Linked DNA regions of Mus musculus: region 1 is linked to region 2. Evidence: chromatin contacts called from ENCODE POLR2A ChIA-PET data. All regions are on one chromosome and are shown on one strand. Each heading gives the region's core, a stretch centred on a gene start or an enhancer-like site at or near the end of the contact. The rest is flanking DNA. Distances are from core to core; before and after follow the strand shown. Region 1 holds the start of Golm2 (golgi membrane protein 2). Region 2 holds the start of Frmd5 (FERM domain containing 5).

The links. ChIA-PET counts read pairs that join two places held with the same protein, here RNA polymerase II (POLR2A).
Region 1: POLR2A ChIA-PET joins it to region 2 with 29 read pairs in embryonic stem cell. The contact joins the promoter of Golm2 here to the promoter of Frmd5 in region 2. POLR2A ChIA-PET finds 5 or more read pairs at or near these places in 4 of 5 experiments (Patski and embryonic stem cell).

What each region holds. Positions count from the first base shown.
Region 1 is chr2:121,864,358-121,869,866 of GRCm38, forward strand. It overlaps Golm2 (golgi membrane protein 2), which reads left to right and starts at 2,613. Exons shown (of 10, transcript NM_001205369.1): 1 at 2,613-3,174. The coding sequence starts at 2,848.
Region 2 is chr2:121,802,929-121,808,546 of GRCm38, forward strand. It overlaps Frmd5 (FERM domain containing 5), which reads right to left and starts at 4,129. Exons shown (of 14, transcript NM_001360084.1): 1 at 3,802-4,129. The coding sequence starts at 3,903.

The DNA of each region.
Region 1 (5,509 bases), core at 1,363-3,862, 60 kb after region 2:
TTTCTTTTCTTTTTTTGCCTGTATTTATACTATATGCATGCCTTGTGCCTGCAGAGATCAAAATGGGGCATCAGATCTCCTGGAACCAGAGTTAAGGATGGTTATGAGCCATAAAGTGAATAGTGAGATCTGAACTCAGTTTTTTATCAAGAGAAGCAAGAGTTCTTAATCACTGGATCACCGCTTCAGCACACACCACTAGGGCTGTCAGAGTTGACTTCTATTTATTTTATTTTATTTTTTGGTTTTCGAGACAGGGTTTCTCTGTGTAGCCCTGGCTGTCCTGGAACTCACTCTGTAGACCAGGCTGGCCTCGAACTCAGAGATCCGCCTGCCTCTGCCTCCCAAGTGCTGGGATTAAAGGCATGTGTCACCACACCCGGCTAAAGACAGTTTTTAAGAAATCAACTCTGAAGCTGGGCAGTGGTGGCTCATATCCCATGGAGGACACACGCAGTCAGCATTTTCCACTGTTGGGGCTCATCTTGCTCACCTGGCTTAAAGAACTGGTCTTTGCCTTTATGTGGTTAATCCCTCACTCATAACTGGCTATATGGATGCACTTACACGCTCTTTCAGATTTCTAGATTAGACCTTAATAAGGGGATAGGTTGAGGAGGTAATTGTGTGTGTGTCTGTGTGTCTGTGTGTGTAATCTCCAGAAGGAGAGGAAAAGAGGCTTTCAAGTCTCAGCTCTGCAATCTCTAGCATATAACTCTAGAAAAGTTATGTGGCAACCTATAAATATAAACCTTTAAAGCCCTAATGGTCAAATAGGGCTTTAAAGCCCTTGTTAACAAAAAGTTTGTGCTTGTGTTTTGTAAGAGGTACATCTGTCAGAATCCTGTTTTAAAATACAACGTCCTTGGGAAGAATAACATTTTAGAAAGTTAATACCATTTAATGGATTTTTCAACTACTGACTGAGATAATACATTAGTAGGATAAATGGTTAAGATTTCCAGTTTGGGAGCCTGTGAGAGGGCTCAGTGGGAACGGGTACTTGCCAGGCTGGATAACCCACATGGGAGAAGGAAACCTGCTCTTGCAAGTTGTCTTCTGGCCTCCGCTCATGTGCCATGGCATGCATGCCCCACTCCAATAAGCAAATGTAATAATTACTTTAAATTCCTTTTTGACCTGGCTTCCTTTTGCCAAAGCTGCTTGGTTGATATCTGAGAGTGGAGATGACTTCTCAGAGCTCCTGAAGTCAGAGCTCAACTTTTGAAGACAAGAATTTTGTATGCAGCACACGCTGGCTTCCAGCTTCTGCCTCAACACCCCAAATGCTGTAATTGAAGAGAGTTAATCTTCAACTTTGATGTAAACCAGCTAGTAAATTCTGGTACGTTTATGTCGTTGTTGTTGTTTGTATAGTATAAAAAAGAGAAACATCCTTCTGTGAAGGTATTTTTTTTTTTTTGGAAGCAGATGAACTTTATTTTTGAAATGCACAGGACACATGGAACAATTTTTCACTGTTGTAAAATCTTCATGTCTCAGAACTATAGGCCGGTTTGAATAAACACTTAAGTTTGTGTTCTTGACCCGGAGTCTGAAAAATAACTACAAATCCATCCTCTGGTTACACAGGTGAAAACCAGTAACTTTTTATTGTTTGTTTAAACAACTACACAAGCAGCACGCAGAGGGAACGAGCAGGGGATTCTCTGTAGCACTGAACATGACGCTAAACGTAGAACAACACCTGCTACAAAGCAGAGAGAGGAACAGTATTACGAGTTCTGTTACTTGGCTTTAAGCCCAGTTCAGAAGATACAGGACTCTGACGTTTCCGCACATCTTTGTTTCCGGGCTTTCTCCTGTGTAAAGCGTTGTTGGGATAGGAGGGATGTAAAACTAGGCGTGCAGAAACAACTTGTAAGGGCTGCTATTGCTAATTCGGAATGTGTCAGCCGTCAGTAACGGCGCATTAGCTGCCATTCACCGAGGGCAGCTTCTGGGCTTTCTCCTCAGCTAAGTCGAGGGAAAAGCAGCAGAGCGTTTTAAAATAGGAGCACCGCATTTTGGAATTCTTCCTGTCCGTGACAGCAGTAACCTTGGAAACCAGGCTGCTAACACATCTCAATCGCAGAGCATCCTCAAGCTTAGCTTCTCTTGCTGTATTGTCTGGGCACCGCTATTCTGGGGGCTAATGTCAACTGTTTTTGTTTTTTTCCACCTCGGTGGCACAAACAACACCTAGCATAAAACCTTGCTAGACACCCATCAGGTCCCATCTTACCTAGAGCCTTCCCTACTTGGTGGCAGTCTCAGAATTGGTCCTGACAGAGGACACTCTGCCAAGGGGCCCGCTGATAGCAGGACCTCCCTAAACCTGGCCTCAGGGGACACCACCAGGTAACAGCACCACGCACACCCACCCAGGTACGCCGCGCGACCCCGACCCCGCGCCCCAGCCTCCAGAGAACCCTCGCGAGACAAGACCGCAAGGGGACGAGAAGAAGCCCACTATCTCGCGAGAAGAGGGGGCGTCGGCGGAAACGAGCTAATGCCCCCCTGGGCGCCCCGGCCCCAGCCGGTGGGCGTGGACCGAGGAAACCCGCCCCCTTCCGGCTCGCGTCCCCGCCCCCAGCCTTGAGGCATCGGGTCGCGAGTACCAGCGCCGGCTTCTCCCGCTTCCCTGCGGCGGGAGCCCGCTGGCCTTCGACTCTCGGAGGGGGCGCGGCGGGGGCGCAGAGGGGGCGGGGAGGACCCGCGACGCCCCGCCCCCCTCCGCGCTCTGGCGGCTCGGCCCGTCCCTTGGGGTCCGGGTCCCGAGGCCGCTGAGACAGCAGGCCGGCGCTGCCCGCAGGTGTCGGCGGCAGCGGCGGAGCCACCGGCCTCATGGTGGGTTTCGGGGCCAACCGGCGGGCCGGCCGCCTGCCGTCCTTCGTGCTGGTGGTGCTACTGGTAGTCATCGTCGTCCTTGCCTTCAACTACTGGAGCATCTCCTCCCGCCACGTTCTGCTTCAGGAGGAGGTGGCCGAGCTGCAGGGCCAGGTCCAGCGCACCGAGGTGGCCCGCGGGCGCTTGGAGAAGCGCAATTCGGACCTCTTGCTCTTGGTGGACACGCATAAGAAGCAGATCGACCAGAAGGAGGCCGATTACGGTCGCCTCAGCAGCCGGCTGCAGGCCAAGGAAGGCCTGGGGAAGAGATGCGAGGATGACAAGGTAAGGTCGAGCCCTTTCCTCGGCCCTCCTAGACTTTTTCTTTTCACTTCTGGGTGGGGTATTAATATTCGCCCGCCGGCGATTGCTGTATGCCGTCAGCGTGGTAGCCCTGGAAGCTCCCCAGACCCCCAGCAACCCTGTTTGTTGTCAGACTTTCCCGGTGTCAGCGCCACATTCTCTGTTCGCTTGCAGAGACTGTAAGTTCTGGTTCTCTAGAGTGGCCTATGTGTGGATACCACCTTTCCTCCAAGCTCAGCTGCTGAGCTGGCAGTGGTTATCATCTGGCCTGTGTGGCCGCCTTCGTTCCCGGCACACAGGCTGCCAGGTATATGTATGGGCATTGTCTCATCCACCTCCTGTGCAGACTGATCAATATTAATTTATTTCAGAATGCGGCCTTCTTCCCTTCTGGTGCTCAACATGTATTTGTCAACAGTATGGCTTTTTAGAAATCTCTATAAATTGATGTATTTTGCTAAGTAGATTTTTAAAAAATGAATTTTGTGTTGAAAGTGTTGTTATAGATGAGTCAGGAACCCGTATATGAGCCACACTTGTGACTTGAGTGCGGTTAATCCATTATCTTCTCAATTTGAATTGTTAATGAAATTAGCCGAAATGGTAGAATCTAAAAATAAGTTCTTAGGAACAGAATCTTATGTCTGTCGTTATAATTCTTGAAAGAAAATAAAATTGTGTGTGCTTAAATAGCTCTTAGGGCTGCTGCTTAATGCAGATAGAAAATACAAAATTTTAAATTTAAAAATCTTAAGTCTGGACTATGATCATGTCCTACTTAATAGGATCTGTTTTCACTATTTTATTGACAGTTTATAACTTAGGCAACTTCAGTTGGTATATCAGAATTCTGAAGACTTCTAGATAGGTACTATAGTAGATGACTTCTTTTCTACACTCTTAAATCTTTTAAGATTAAATTTCTTCTTTCTTTATCTAGTGTGTGTGTGCATGTGCATACACATGTGTGGAGATCCGAGATCTGGAGTCAAGTTCTTTCCATCCATCCTGTGGAGCTGACTTCTGTTTATCTGTCTTGGCAGCAAGTGCTTTTAGCTGCTGAGCCGACCCTTAAATTGAATTTCATTTGTGTGTGTATTCACCCTAATGCACATGTGGATGTCAGAGGATAGCAGTCAGATTTCTCCTTCTACCAAGCAGGTCCTGGGGATGGAACTCAAGTTCTATGAGATTTTTAATGAGCTTCCAACCTTCCTACCCTCATTGGCCTCTACTTTCTTACTTATCGAAAACTGAGCCTCTCAGTTGTTTTCTTGTTCCCTTTTCTTCTTTATACAGTATGCACATCCTCTGAGAAGGCTAGAGATCAGCAGACAGATGTACCTTCTATACACTGAACTGTAAAACATGGATACAGTAGGTAGAGACCCGTAAGAGCTTGGAGTATTAAAATAAGATCTTCAAGATGGACCGTTTTGATCTAGCATTCTTTGTCTTGTGGTTGTGCCTCAAAAAGTGAGCTCTCGACTGTTTCTTTTCTCTGTCATCTGATGGACTTTGACCCTGTAAAACTCTTTTTTTTTTAAAAAATTATTTATTATACATAAGTGCACTGTAGCTGTCTTCAGCCTTCAGCCATGCCAGAAGAGGTGTCAGATCTCATTATAGATGGTTGTGAGCCACCATGTGGTTGCTGGGATTTGGACTCAGGACCTGGGGAAGAGCAGTCAGTGAGTGCTCTTACCTGCTGAGCCATCTCGCCAGCCCGACCCTGTAAAACTCTTAAGTATTTTAGTTTTCTGTTGCCATGGCGGAACACCCTGACCAAGGCAACTTACAAAAGATAGCATTTTATTTGTGGCTTACATTTTTATTATTTTATATGTATGGGTGTTTTGTCTGCATGTTTTTTTTAATTTGTGCAACAGATAAGTATCTGGTTCCTGAGGAGGCCAGAAGTTTTGGATTCCCCTGGAACTGGAGTTACAGGTGGTTTTGAGCCACCATGTGGGTCCTGGAAATTGAAGCCAAGTCCTTTGCAAAAGTCATAGAAGAACACTGGGAATGAAGTAACTCCTTTGAAACCTCAAAGCCTGCCCCCAGTGACACACCTCCTTTAACAAGGTCACACCTCCTAATCTTTCCCAAACAGTTCCACCAACTGGAGACCAAGTGTTCAAACATGAGCCTATTAGGGCTATTATTCAAGCCACCACATAGATAGAGGAACCCCAGTTCTGGAACCAAAAAGGTGATATTTCCTTCTTCCAGTTCATTGTGCCAGTTCTGTCATTTCCAGGATGAGAGCAAGAGACAGTGTTCTCATCACTGTCCATGAAAGTGAGAAATCAGACCC
Region 2 (5,618 bases), core at 2,879-5,378:
TATTTCCATTATATAGATGAGGAAAGTAAGGTAGAAAGATAGGGAGTCAGAATATGGAGTAAACAAGAGTAAGAATTAGAATACATTGGTTTAAATACAGTCAAACCACCTACTAACAGTAAGTAAATTCCTTTGACCTCTGAGACCTGTCTTTTCATCTATAAAACAGAAGCCATACTATCCACCTCTTTCCTGTAAGGCACAAACAGTGTCTAACAGAATGCTCAGTGCATAATTAGCCATTCAGCACAGGGCCCACCCACCAACCTACCATGCCATTTTCTTCATTTGGTACAATGGCTATATAATCAATCCATAATGCCATTGTGAGGGAAATGAGGTACAGACGGTGAATGCAGAGGTCCCTGGCAAGCCCAGGACTCTGCTCGTTTGTTCTCTTGCTCCCTCATTCCTGGTCTCAAAATGTCTAGCTGAGCCACAATCAAATGCAAACACTGGCCCCTAGGTAGAACTGCCTCTGCACACAGGCTTATTTATAACACTAACAGAACAATCTGCTTAACCTGACTGCTTAATCTGTGATTTAAATATGTCTCAAACAAAATCTAACTCATTTCTACGGTGGCTTTATAATTCAGTTATCACCTCCAAAATATTATAATACCTCTTTTGAAAATACTTATTTGTCCAAAAGATATTGCTACTATGTCTGCAACATATCCTTAATAATACATAACTATTAATACATAATACATAAACATAATACATAAGCATGTCTAGACATTTGTATTATCCCATTAAGGTTGACTTCAAAGATACTAGTTAGTCTTTTCATTTTTCACGTTTTCTATTTTCTCCCAAATAAAAAGTCAGGTAGTAAATGTGGTAGATGAATATAGATTTGCATAAAAACAGAAGACTGAGAAATATGGATCAGATCTGACTGTATGAGGCAATGACCTTCAAAACTGGCTATTAGCACTGTTCTTCATGGGGGAACAATTACACTACAATCCTCCTATGTATACTTTCATTTCTCCTGATCTACGAATGCATTTCCATATCAGAAAGGATAAAAGAGTAGGCTGGTGACTGGGAGAACCTTCTTTGCAACGATAGAAGGCATTCTGGTTACCTGAATCATTACATCCTAAAGGCCAGCCCACTGTATCTGCATTATGAAATGCCGCTAAACCAATACCTTGACAGAACTGCCTTATGACTGAAATTTACCAAACATGGCTTTCATGACACCAACCGATGATACATTTCTAATTCTGTATTGCCCTACATGGTCTCTGGTTATTTCAAAAGCCATAAAAATATTTCTAAAATTGACACCGTTTCTAAATGAAAGTATAACATTTTAAGAAAAAAGGCATGCAAATCATCACCAAAAGATTTAATATACAGTATTGCCATTCTCAAAGTATTAATAATAATGTTTAGCTAAATAGGGAGCCCACGCCTCCCTTCCATATTAAAAACTGTACCGAGTGTTTAACAAGCAAGCACATGTGGGCACACACATATGGGCACACACACAACACAGAGTAGAAATATAAAAAGGAAAAGTTGCTAAGAAAAGCTCAATCTCTAAATGCTTTGTTTGAAAAACTGCATATAAAAATATTAGAATCATATACTGTCTTTTTTCGAACCTTTTCTCATCTGGATAAAAACAAAAGCAAAGCAACATCTAAATAGTAATGTAAAAAAAAAATGGCAAATGTGCTACAATTCCTCTATTTTAGAGGCTACACCAAAACCACCATATACAATGGTTAAGACATCTAGACTGTGCATGGGAGACATGATTCTTATAACATCATAAAAGCAACAAAAAATAAACACAAACACAGTAGAATATAGTAAGCATTACTCCGATAAGTCCAACTTAACTTTAAAGCATTCTTTTTTTTTTCTCCATGACAATAAGAACCATCACCAATTACAATATTAATCAACCTCACCTGCTCAAGGAAGAATAAAAAGTTGCCTTTCCTGAGACCTAAAACCACAAGGTTATCAAACATTTTCAGAGGAGTGGTGTTTCATTTGTACTCTATACCTTGACAAAAGTTAATGATCTACTAAGAAATGTTATGTTACTATATACCACAAAGGTATTCTTAAGATTTATGAAACCTAAACCTCACACTGCCCTCGGCAGGCTATTTTACACATTTGTTAAATTTTTATGCCATTTTTTTAAAGTCAAGACTTTTAAAGCTCTTGACAATGTACTCAAACTGAGAAGGTGTCAATTCCATGCTTTCTCCTCCTCCATTAAAACAAAACGGGGGGGGGGGTGTACATAGAAACAATGACACCATAGAAACAAAAAGTAGCAAGCCACTATGGAGTTGGGAAATAATACATACCATCTCTCCATCACGGTTAACTACAAAAACCCTTTCATTTCATGGCTCGCATTTTTATGGGCATTTAATCTATATTAAGTAGACTTCAAAAGGAGTCTGTGCTGAATCTCTACTCTCCTGGATCTTTGGCAGCAATCAGCACTTAAGCTCAGGGCTTGGGGTGAGGGGCGGGGGGGGGGGGGTGAGAGGGGAAGCGGGGCGGGGGGGCAGGTTTCTGGGGAAGAGGTTGAACTGAGCACAGTCAGCATTAAGCATCTACTCTCTACCCAGGGTCTTTCTCACAAGTCTCTCTCTCTCTCTTTTTAATGGTATTGTGATCTATTAGCAAGACGATAGATAGATGATAGACAGACAGACAGACAGACAGACAGACAGACAGAAGATAGATGGGGGCACCCTGAGGGTTAAATCTAGGCAGGCTCCCCCCCACACACACACACACATCTGTGCTTAGAAGCCTCCTCCAGGTTCTTGCAGGAAAGGAAAGGGATCAGGTGAGACCCTTCTGGGTCCAACTCAAATTTTCTTCTCCACAAAGAGCAGTTTTTGGCGGTGAGCGCAGGGTCCTCTGGTTGAAGAACTAAATCTGTGAGCATGGTCAGTGTTTTCAACCTCTGACTTTACAAAGGACAGACTGCATTCCTGGGGAAAACCATATTAGACTCCTGACGCGCCACACAGCAGTAGTGAAGGAACACAAGCAAGGGGTTGTAAAAACCAGGTTCTGAAAGAAATGCTGTGTGGCATTATTGCATTGTTGGCTTTTCCCTAAGTCCCCGACTCCTTCCAGCCACTGCTAACCTCCAAATCTCTGTGACTTGTTGCTAAATCTTTGCCTCACGCCCCCCACCCCCAGAAATAACCAACACGCTGAGATTTGGGGGTCAAAAGACAAGGAAGGGAGCTAGAGCCTCAAAGCACAGAGGGCTGGGCGCCTTCAATAGGCCACTCTGCATGGGCTGCGCGTTCCGTCTGACTCACAAACGCTCAGGAGAAATTATGACATAAACCTTTATCCTTCCAACCAGGGAGATAAAGGCTGGCTGGCGGGCCTGGCGGGGCCGGGGGAGCCTCAGCCCGCACCCCTCGACGGGGCGGCCCGGGCAGGCGTCTCCCGCCCTACACGCCTAGCTCAGGATGCCCGCCCAAGGTGCTGCCTATCCGCTGGCTGAAGAAGCCGAGACCCGGGGTCCCCCGCCCGAGAAGGCGCAGAGCAGGAGTTGCAGGTGCGGGACGCGACTCACCCCGCAGGGGCGCGCGGCGCGTGGTACCAGTGCCCGGCTGAGCTCGGGCTGGGATGCCGCGCGCCGGGCGGTGCGGCTGCGGGGCGGACAAAGCGCCGCGCCGGGGTTAGAGCTGGAGCGACCCCGGGCGGCGGACCCCGCCAACTTGGCCGAGTCTGGGGAGCCGGATCCCGCGAGCCGGCGGGCGGGCGGGCGGGCGGCGCGGCGCTGACCTGGATGGTGCAGGTGTACTCGCTGTCGTCCAGCAGCCGCACGGTGCAGCTGTACTCGCGCTCCAGACTCCTGCTGCTGCCGCTCATCAACCTGCTCAGCATCTTCCCGCCCGCTCGCCCGTCCTCGGGAGCGACGCGGCGGCGCTGCGGACTCCGGACCCGTCGCCCCTCAGCGCGGCAGCTCCGCGCCGGCCCTTAGCACCTGCACCATCACCCTGACCGGATCGCCACCGCTGCTTCCTCCCGCCCCACTCTTCTTCCTTCTACAGAGCCACCACCGCCTCCCCCAAACCCCAAGCAAGCTGGGTTCTCTCCCGGGCGCCCCACTGCCCGTGCCCAGCTCATGGGGCGGGGCCTAGGTAGGGGGCCAATGGAGGTCAGCGCGGCGGAACCGATTAGCAGGAGGAAGATCCAATCAGAATAAGGAATGGGGATGATGAGCGGGCGGAGGAAGCAATCATCGCAAAACAGCAGTAGTGAGCCCAGTCGGGCCAGCCCCCTAGCGCCCCAAGCCCTGGCTCGCTCCCTTCGCGGGCGGTGGTTGGTATGGATGCTGTTTGTCCTGGACCGGGCCATGTGTGGACACTTCACGAGATCGGTGTCTACAACCTGGAATAACATTTGAGCTGTTTCAGGAGTCAAGACTTGCACCCTGCAACACCCGGTTCTTGCTCTCTTGGAAGCCAAAGCGAGGAGGCGGCACCTGCAGAAAACAGTCACCCACATTCCCGACCTGGCGGCTCTCCCCACCTGTGCGCTGCCCTAAGTCAGCTCCATGGGCCCCTGTGCCTCGAGCACCCTTATTTTAGTGAACATCTGTTTTACAATAGCTATTTACTCTGGTGCAACCACAGAAGCTTGTAAGCGCCCGCGTTTAGCGCTTAGAAAACCCTACGCTCTAACCCTTCTTTTATTTTCAGAAGACAAAAGAAGGCTGAGGTGTGCTCCTTAGCTGGGCAGGGAACAGGAACTGGTGGACCTTTCCTTGTACTTTTAGAAAGAATTATTACATCTTCAGACGTCTGCAACAAAGCACAATGGTCAGGAGCTGTATTGCACAAAGAACCGGGGGGGGGGGGGAAATGCCTCCTTTCCTTTGTGTCCTCCCCATCGGCAGACTTAAAAGTTCCTTTCCACAACTTCGCTAAGAGACAGCCACCTTCAAAGATTTTATTATTAATAATACCAATGTGTGCCTGTGCATGGAATATGAACACTTAGGTACCACGTACGAGTGTGAAGGTCAGAGGACAACTTTGTGGAATCAGTTCCATCCTCCCACCTTTATGTGGTTTCAGTGATTAAACGGATGGCCAGACTTGCCTGACAAGCTATCCCACTGGCTCTCTCTACCTTCAAAGATTTCACTGAAAGGAAATGTTAAATAGGAGTTAGGTTGGAATAGGGGTGTAACCCAGTGGTAGAGCTCTTTCCTAGCAGGTGACAAGATCCAACATTGAAACAATGTCAATCCAAAACATTAGTACTGTGAGAAATATATTCGTTTAAAATAATGAATTATTAATTTCTCATTACATGTATGCTCTTACTATATCAGCATAACACATAACTATTAAAACCCCCTATAGTAGACTAGAAAGAATTCTAACCGTTTTGGGGGGGGCCAGGGGGGCTCAAGACAGGAGCTCACTGTGTAGCTCTGGCTGTACTCAAACTCACTATGTAGAGCAGGCTGGCCTCCAACTCACAGTGATCCACTTGCCTCTGCCACCATCCCACCCCCACTGAGTGCTGGGGTTAAAGTCATGCACCTCTATGCCTGAATCCTATTTTAATTTTAAAATGATTTTGTCTAC